2 separate regions of the Homo sapiens genome follow, and region 1 is linked to region 2. Evidence: chromatin contacts called from ENCODE Hi-C or POLR2A ChIA-PET data. All regions are on one chromosome and are shown on one strand. The core of a region is the stretch at or near the end of the contact, and the rest is flanking DNA. Distances in the headings are between cores, read along the strand shown. Region 1 overlaps GLI2 (GLI family zinc finger 2). Region 2 overlaps GLI2 (GLI family zinc finger 2).

The links. A loop is a pair of places that touch in the nucleus more often than their neighbours do. ChIA-PET counts read pairs that join two places held with the same protein, here RNA polymerase II (POLR2A). Pooled maps may share reads with other maps.
Region 1: a loop to region 2 is called in a pooled map, with 5 times the contacts of the local background. The contact joins two enhancer-like sites. A Hi-C loop is called at or near these places in 2 of 50 pooled maps. POLR2A ChIA-PET finds 5 or more read pairs at or near these places in 2 of 52 experiments (AG04450 and PC-9).

The regions. Positions count from the first base shown.
Region 1 is chr2:120,913,709-120,917,895 of GRCh38, reverse strand. The region is part of intron 2 of GLI2 (GLI family zinc finger 2); the gene reads right to left. Among named protein-coding and RNA genes, the nearest start is that of GLI2, 180 kb to the right of the region's middle. RefSeq lists enhancers at 1,806-2,579, 2,580-3,353. Within about 2 kb of position 2,578, at least 16 of the 41 ENCODE cell types and tissues checked have a DNase peak (open chromatin) inside an H3K27ac peak, as active enhancers do.
Region 2 is chr2:120,762,319-120,766,934 of GRCh38, reverse strand. All of the region lies in intron 1 of GLI2 (GLI family zinc finger 2), which reads right to left. Among named protein-coding and RNA genes, the nearest start is that of GLI2, 29 kb to the right of the region's middle. Within about 2 kb of position 1,299, at least 15 of the 41 ENCODE cell types and tissues checked have a DNase peak (open chromatin) inside an H3K27ac peak, as active enhancers do.

The DNA of each region.
Region 1 (4,187 bases), core at 1,329-3,828, 150 kb before region 2:
TTCCCTAGTGTCTGTGTCCATGCTGCCCGCAGAAAATAAGCAGGGGAGGGAACTTGCAAGGTGGTCTGGGAGTTCAGGTGAACACTATTGTGAATTCCGTTTAAAAGGAGGGCTCCCACTCTCCTTGTCTGCATCAGCCACATATCCCATGGCTGCAGCAATAACTCCCCTCTTGGGAAAGTCAGCAGCAGGAGAAGCCCAAGGCAGAAGGGATGTGACCAGGTCCCAGCCTATGACATCTCATGAAGGCTCCTCCTGTGTGCTGCAAGGCAGCAGCAGTGCAGAGGATGGGGTCTCCTCTACAATTCAATTATTTTACACCAAACCCAGTACTACTTCCCTCCAGGAAAGGGGGCGCATGGATGGCCTGGACAAAGCTGCAAGGAGGGCAAGGCTGGGCAGGGTACTGCATCTTCAGGCTGCTTCTGGGCTCTGCCAGGAAGCACAGGCTCAGGAGAACAGAGTGGGGCCTGAATGCACACATGTGCCATCTCGGGGCCCTGGGCCAGGTCTGAGTTGTCAAACAAGAACAGATGCACCACTGGCTACATGGTCGTCAATGACTCCCCAGTCTCAACAGAGAGAAAGAAAGTGAGAGTGATTGCTACTTTCCATTCCACGCTTAATGTACAATTTGATCAGTTAAACCACTTAATCCTATATGAAACAGGAATGTGAAGACACCTTATGAAATGAAAAATGTTAACCTCATGGGTAAGGATGGCGATCAGCACCGTCATTCTGGTGATGAACCCCAGAAGGCCAGCGCCCTCCCAACACCAATGATGCTGGATGTCAGCTTGCTGTTTGCATGGCTAAGGTCGCTTCTGGCCATTTATTCTGGGCTTGTCACAAATCCCATGGAGCAAGACTCTGCTCTCTCCTATTCCTGTGGAGATCCCAGGCCCAATCCCCAGGGAAGTTGTACCTAAAGGCTTCCCAGAAGATACCAGAAACGACGACACCAGCTTCAAAGAAGAGGCTGGATGCTCCCTCCTTCAACCATCCAGGTCTGATCTAGGGATACGATGTAGTTCAGACACATTGTCCCACTAATATGGCCTTGACATACACAGGCTTTGGGCCCCATCAAGCCTGGCTCCACAGCTGTCTCTGGAATCCACGGCGGAGCTGCTCACCACCCAGGGCAGAGTTCTCCATCCACAGTTGGAAGTCACAACCACACACCCTGCTGCAGGTCAAGGCTTCCCCTACTCGCTCAATGTAAGAGGACGCTGCTCATGGGCTCTGGAGGCCACAGAGAACAAGAGGCATAATTCCTGCCCACAGGGAGTGCCCCGGGGCGCTGCTGTGTAAGCCACTGCCACAGCTGGAGAGCCTGACCCTGCGGGATTCAGCGAGGCCCACGCAGCACAAACTGCCCAAGTGGCCTCAAAGTCAGGAAAAGATTTCCATGAGGTCTGGAGCAGCCAGGAAGGCTCATTGGAAGAGGCCAGACCTGGCAGAGCCAGAAGGAAGGGGGAGGATGGCAGGCTCTTCAGGCTCAGGGCAGTGCGGACAGTGAGCCCAGGATGCCCAATTGTGCCCTGGCACTGAACCGAGTGAAGTGTAAGCCCCGGTGCAAAGCATGTGGCCTCTCCTATACATACAGGATGAGGAACATCTCTTGCTGGCGTCCTCGAGAGGAACACATGATGTAATACACATAGTAAGAGGTACATGATGAAGCACCCACTAAGCCCTGATATCGGGGTTTCTCAGGCTGTTGCTGGGCCCTGTTGCCAGAGCTCCTGCCTCAGTGAGCCTGGGCATGTCTAACAGGTTCCCAGTGATGCAGATGCTGCTGCTCCAGGGACCACCCCGGGAGGGAGACTCACAGGCCCTTTGGCATTTCCACACTTGCTGTGGCTCCATAGTTCCCAGTTGCACAGTAAGGAAGGGGAAATCATTTATCATGTCCATGCGCCTACTAGGCATTGTACTAACTGGAGAAACTCAACACAGAAGATCAGAGAGGCGGGAGTGGGGGAGACATTTGAATCCTGGTGACCATTTACCAGTGCTTCTGAGCAGCAGCTGCAAGGGGTCTGGGTGCCACTGGGAATGCAGGTTTGGAAGGCATCCAGGGGTCTGTGCTTTTCGATGGTACATGAATGAAAGTGCACACCAGGGCTGGGAGAGGCTGCCAGGGACTTTCTCCCCTTGCTAGGGAGCCTTGGTCTGTTCTGAGATCCTGACACTTTCAAAGGCCAGCCCTTCAGCCACGTGAGCCCAGGTGACCAGGTGTTCGTTCGCAAATGAGGACGAAGTCACTGGCCTAAGCATCAGAGGTAGGAAGCACCAAAAGAGCACGAATCATGGAAAACCTCCTTCCCCAGGGCCTTATGCAAATGGCACCATGATTTTCAATAATAAGCCACAGGACAGGAGAATTCCAGAGGCCCTCCTGATGCCCAGCCACCACCCCACAGGAAGCATTTAATAAGAATAATATCCTGAATGGCCACTCCACAACGTGCAACTAAAAAGTGCTTCTGTCTCACTTGGGGGAAAAACGTGGGGGGAGGAATTAAAATCAGACAGGAAATTCCAACACCACGAGCTGGCTGGTGTCCGGCTGGCTGAGGCCCAGGCCACTCACGCAATCAGGCCTGCCCTGCAGACACAGCCTAGCAGGACCCGTGGCCTCTGCTGGGTCCGCCCACGCACACTGCCCACCCCAGGCTGAGGTGTTACTTGACAAATTAGCTGCCGAAAGAGAGAGTGTGCTGGGCTGGGGCCAGCACAGCCACTCCACACCAGGCACAGAGTTCTGAGACTGGTCTCCTGGTGAGGGCAGGTAGGGATGCAGAGGGACCTGCACATTCCAGGGTGAGGAGTGTGCTCCAGCCAACGCCACGGGAGAGGCCAGCCCCGTGCCATTTGGGTCTGGCCGCTCGGGAGCCAGGCAGTCATGGGATCTGTTCCCTGCAACAGTGGCCTTGAAGTGACAGGAGACAGGCCACAAGAGGCGGCATAGTGTCCTGTTGGACAGAGCTGAGGCTGCCGCCAGTGCCACAGCCAAGTCTGGCTTGATTGCTGACTCACCGAACCTTCCTGTGCCTCGGTGTCCTTATCTGTAAAATGAGGATAGGGACAGGACCCATGTCAGAGGGAGACTGTGAAGTGGAGAAGAGCTAGTGCAGGGCCAGGCACGCAGTAGGGCCCCGAAGGGTGCCGGTGTGGCCATCCCTACAGACCCCTCTGCTGGGCTCCTGCCCCTTTAGCAAGGGGTGGGAGACTGGGGTGAGCTCCAGAGGGACACCTGGGAGATCCCCGCCATCACAAGGAATGGGAGGGGCTGCCTGTCTGTCTGGGTAGACATGTAGAGTCCCACATTAGAGAATTTTAGGGCTGGAAGAAACAATAGGGCTGGTCAAGCTTGCTTAAGGTTGAAAACTCTGTCTTGGTCACAGAAGGTTTCTAAAAAAGTAGTGTGCAGCCTCCCCACTGCAAAATGCAATAGATTTGAAGCCCAGAGGACCATGGCTCCCAGGGACCCTGGCACCTTGCAGAATCCAATGCAGAAAGCAGGAATCCAGCCCAGGAGCTGGAGGAGACGGTGCCCAGGCCCTAGTGCTCCTTCCACCTGTCACAGGCCAGGGCTAGGCCAGGTGGCCTGGGATGGATTCAGGCTTTCCCCTAAAATCTTGCTGCCCCTTGACATACTCATTTGACAGTATACACTGGCGACCCCGTCAGCTGGCAGGGACCTTGTCGGCTAGCTATTGCAATGCTGACTGGTCCCCGGCAAGAAGCCCACTTGTCGCAGGTGATTCTCCCTTTCAGGAGGATGACCATGCCATTCCTCTGTCTGGTCCCCACGGGTCGTGAAGGTGTCACTTGCCATTCTGTGTACTTAACTAGCATCCAGCCCCTTCCCTGCAGAGCCCAACAAGAGGTTTCTTGATCTGGCTTATAGGTCCTGCCTTGCGTCCTGCCGAGAGCATCAAGTCCCAGCTTTGCACTCTGCCATAGCTCTTGAGACGACAGTAAGGCCACCACATTTGGTCTCCACCAGGCCCTGGTGATGGTTTCCCAGGCTGAGCCAAGGCACCTCTTTATTCCAGGCTGCATTCTGAGGCAGGGCCTGCCACAGACAATCAATGACCTTTAAAACCGGGCAGCGGAATCAGCCACCTGGACAAGCAAACGAGCACTGGGGCTGGACTTACTGTCTTTCTGCA
Region 2 (4,616 bases), core at 50-2,549:
TCATGGTCCCTGCCCAGTGACACTGCAGACCTGGGAACAGGCCCTCCATAGCGAACTGCCCTAAGTACAGCCTCTGGAATTTTTCCCAGGAATTTCACTGAACTCTTAAGAATCTACTCACATAATAATATAATGATGATGGCCACCGGTTTCTTTAATGTCAACTCTCTCATGTCATGTTTTCTCAGTGACTCCTACAAACCACCCTGCAAGGATTCACCATTATGTCCCTAGTTTACAGATGCAGAAACTGAGGCATAAAGACCTTAAACAGAAGAGCCAGGATGCCACCAGGCCAGTCTGAGCGTAGAGCTAATGCTCCTCCGCTGCTCTCACCACCTCCTGGCTTCCTCCTGCTTCTGGTGAACACAGAACCTCAGGCTATCAGGGGAGGGCCTTTCTTTCCCATTTCTATGGTGTGGTCCCTCCTGACCACTGACTTTTCTTCTCTGCCCAGGGCAGCCTCCATACTCTTCTACTCAAGGGCTTCCCCCACAATCCTCTCCAGCCCGGAAAATGCTCCAGGAGCCACCTTCCCTCCACAGGTGGGGAGCCTAGGGTCAGCCCCAGGGGCGTGAGGCCCTCTCCGTCCAGTGGATGGGCACATTATGGGGCCTGCGAGGGTATGCTGGACGCTCTTCACACTGTCTGGGTGGCAGGAAGTGACGCGCTTGCCTGCTGCATTTCCTGGAGAGACTGATGTGTCCAAACTGAGGCGCCACAGCTGGACCGAAGGCTGCGAGGTCACAGAGGGTCAGCTGGCTGCAGACATGCTGAAGAACAGCAGGGATAACTCATCCCAGCCCCAGCCTTGCCGCGTGAACCTCCGAACCCTCCCCATCGTGATGCAAGGAAACACGATCCAGCCACGCGAGAGGGGAGCTGGGCAAGAGCTCCAGACGTCTCCGAGACCTTGCCCACAGAGGGACTTTTGTTTAGAAAACAGGCGTTATCACTGTGACAAATGCTGTCTGAATTCCAGGAGGAGTGCTTTTCCTGCTGCTCTGTAAATTCCACATTCTCTCTTCACATCAACATCTCCTATCTCATTCCCTGAGTCTCCTGCAGCCGCCTTAGCGCGTGCCAAAAGGAAATCAGGCAGCGAACTTCAAAAACACAAGGAGACAGCGGTCTCAAAGACGCCTGATGGGCTCTTCTCACCTCCACCTGACTGCAACGGAGAAAGAGCTTTGCTAGGCCAAGGGGGCCCATCCCACCCTGCAGAATCTCCTGTCTCCCTGAAGCCTGTTCCCCAGACCTGCCCTAACGGGTCCTGATGGAGGGGGCGTCAGCTCCAAGGTGTCACTGGCAGGCAGGGGAAAGGTTCAGGCACACCCCTGAACCAGATCCTGAGGGGCCCTTCCAGCCCCGGCCTGGGTACAGACCAGGTCCCTGCCCAGTCAGCTGGGCACAAAGCCAGCTGGCCCTCTCCCTTGGCGGCCCTCTGTTCCGGCTCTCCCAACACCAGGCCTTCTTGCTGCCTCCAGTTCCTGCATTTGACTCCCCTGGGTTGATCGCTCTTTAGCCACTTATTCATACCTCCGGGCTTGGCCTCATGCAAAGGCATGAAGAGGCCACCACCAAAGTCAGCCATCGGCTGTGCAGCCCAGGGAGACCCTGTCCTTAGAAGTGCAAGGAAAAGGACAGGCGGCCCGTCTGCCCTCTCCCAGTGGCAGCTAGGACTGGACTGGGCTCAGGGTGTGAAGTGGGGTTTTGTCCCCTGAGGGCACATGAGAGAGGCCCAAGGATCCCAGACTGGGGTCTAGAGAGACAGTGGGACCAGCAGAGAGGAGCCCTCAGCCCCAGGGGCAGGGGGAGGTTCAGGGAAAGCCTCCTGAAGGGGGTAGGAGGAAGGGAGGGCAGGAGTCATGGTGCCTGGAACTAAGGTGGCGCTCACCACATACAGGAAGAGGAGTGATGACCACCTCTGCCACTTCTGCTGGGCAAATACTGCATGAATGGACGGTGAACAAATGAACAAAATGTTACAGCTCTCCATTTCCTCAAGAGACACAAAGGCAGAGCTAACACAAAGACACTAGAGCTAACTCAGAAGCCTTTTATTAGACAAGCACAGAGCTCTGGGACACAACAGCTTCCTGTTCCCAGTCAGATGTTCCACGTTATGTGAATTTTAGAAATGCTGGGCAAACATGCAAAAAGTTTCTTTACTTCAGGATTTTTCAGAGTCTTCGAAATAGCAACACGCACTTTTAACATCTGGAAAAACCACAGAGCACGTGGCTTCTCCCACATTCACATGGACCCCAGCCCTTTCTACCTGCAGCAGCCTGCGCAAAGGGGAATGAAAAGCAAACTCTGGGCAACCCTGTTCCCTTCTACAACACAGAGCAAAGGACACCAAGTCAGGCTTGTCTGCAGCCAGTGGTCCCTCCAATACCCAGCTGTGACCCGGACACTCACTCCCACTCAAGTAAGGGATACAAGTGAGGGTGACATGCAAAGGCAAACCTGGAAGTAATCCGTTCTCTTTTTTTTAAAAGATTAAAGCATTCACAGAAACACCTGAAGTGTACCTAGCTTAGCAAATTTCTGGGGACACATCTCACAAGCGTGTCAAGAAGCTACAACCAGAAACCCTGCTCCTGACCGCCTGGAGGTGAATTCTGGGTCTCCTCTGGACAGTCTTGAGATCCTGTAACCTCCCTCCCCAGCACGGTGGAAGGTGTCCCCTGCAGCCTCCGGCTGCGCCACGAGCCCGCCAGTCAGCTCTGCCACTTCGCTGGCACCTCTTCTGTGCCCAGTGCCATCAGGGCAGAGCCTACCCTCCCTGAAGCCCTGAGAGTCAGCAGGCATGTCCAGGTGACAATGCAGGAGAACCAAGGGGGCTTCTGCCCAGTGCACAAGGCCTGGGGGACATGGAGGGCCCACATCACCAGTGTGGCTCTTCTTGGGACCCGGTAGGAAAGTTCTTAGAGGGAGATGTCCCCACAGGGCTATGCAATTATCTCCCCGGACACACTGGCTTCGCAAAGCCCTGGCTGGCTTGGGAAGCATAAAAGGCCCACTTGTTGACAAAACCCACTCCTTTGATGGATCCTGCCCCAAAACCTTTGAAAATAATTTTGTTTTTGGTCCTGACTTGCCTTTCACAGCCCCACCCACAGACACATCAGTGGCAGGCCCAGTCCATGCTCCGCCCCTTCAGCAAAGCGGTCCTGAGAACCCGGCAATGCTTCCGGGCGTGGGGCAAGAGGGCACGATGGCTACAGGGCGTGGCTTCTTGTCATTCTGCCCAGAGGGCTGTGAGTAGAAGGCAGGCCCCTCTGTCTGCAGGGGAGTGGGTGAGTGGACCCACAGCACACGGGGTTTCTGAGCTGGCCCCTACAGCATTCCCCAAGGGCCAGACAGCAGTGAGCCCCCCAGAGCACCCACTGGATGCCTGGTCTTGGCTGCCACCAAGCCTGCTGCTCAGGACAAGCCCATCCACAGTGATGGATCAGATTCTTGCCAAGAGACAGTTCCCTTTATCCCCACTTCCCCAGGCTTTCTCTGCCTAGTGGCCCTGCCACTGTGGAGGCCTTCAAGTCCCCTCAATCCAACAAATGTGTCCATCCATTCCATCTATCCATCTACCCATCCATCCACTCATTCATTCATTCAATCGTTTATTCAGCAAACACTGATAATGGACAGGGGCTCCTTTAGGTCAAGAAAACACACAGATCTGAGAGCCAGTTAATCAATCAAAAGCATAGCAGCAATCTGATAGGAGTCAGACCCAGAGGAGAGGGAGGCACAAGAAAGGGCCTGTGGTGGGGGCAGGAAGGGCACATTCAGAGAACCCAAGATTAAGTCCAGGTAACAACAGAGCACAGTGGGAAACAGAGAGGGAGCAGGGCTGCCCCTCAGTCGGAGTATGCCAGGCTCCAGAGCCTCCCAGGGCTTTGCCCATGTGGTCCCCCATATGGAAAGCCCTGTCCTTCTCTTCATCCTGCCAACCCCTAACCTTGGCCTCAAAGTCCTCTCGAGTCCCCAGCCACTGAAGCCTTTCCTCCTCGGATCCCTTCAGCGCCGAAACTTCACAACACTCAGCTCAGGACTCCACTTCTGTCCACTTCTGAACCAAGGGCCCTCAGGTGTCTCCTTAGCCCTGTGCCTTCACTAAAGGGAAAGAAGCCAAGCCCCCAAGGCAGCCAGACCCAGCCACGTCTCTGCAGGCCTTCCTTTCATGGTGGGATGGTGGGATGGTCGAAGACAGGGGCCAGGGCCTGGGGGCTGGTGCTGAGCCTACACTAGCTGCAGGCCCTCGACGCTCTCGATGGGGAGGCCTGTGACCTTCTCAGGGAGACGCGGAGGCACAGGAAGGGAACGGCTGAGTCTGTTGCAGATGAGACAGGGCTCCCCACCAGCTATAAGGAAGAGGTGTGCTTGTGCCTTCCTGGGACCTGCCCCTTCCTGTGACTCTCCTCCTGCCTGTCTCAGTCACTCAGCTGTGGACCCTGGTACTGGGGAGAGAGCCCAGCCTTGGCACCAGCCAACCTGCCTGCAAATTCCAGCGGGCAGGCTTACAGCTCTGTGGTCCCAGATGGGAACCTTAAGGATGTGGCACCTCCGTTTTTTCATCTCTGAAACAGGTCTACCAGCAGGAACCA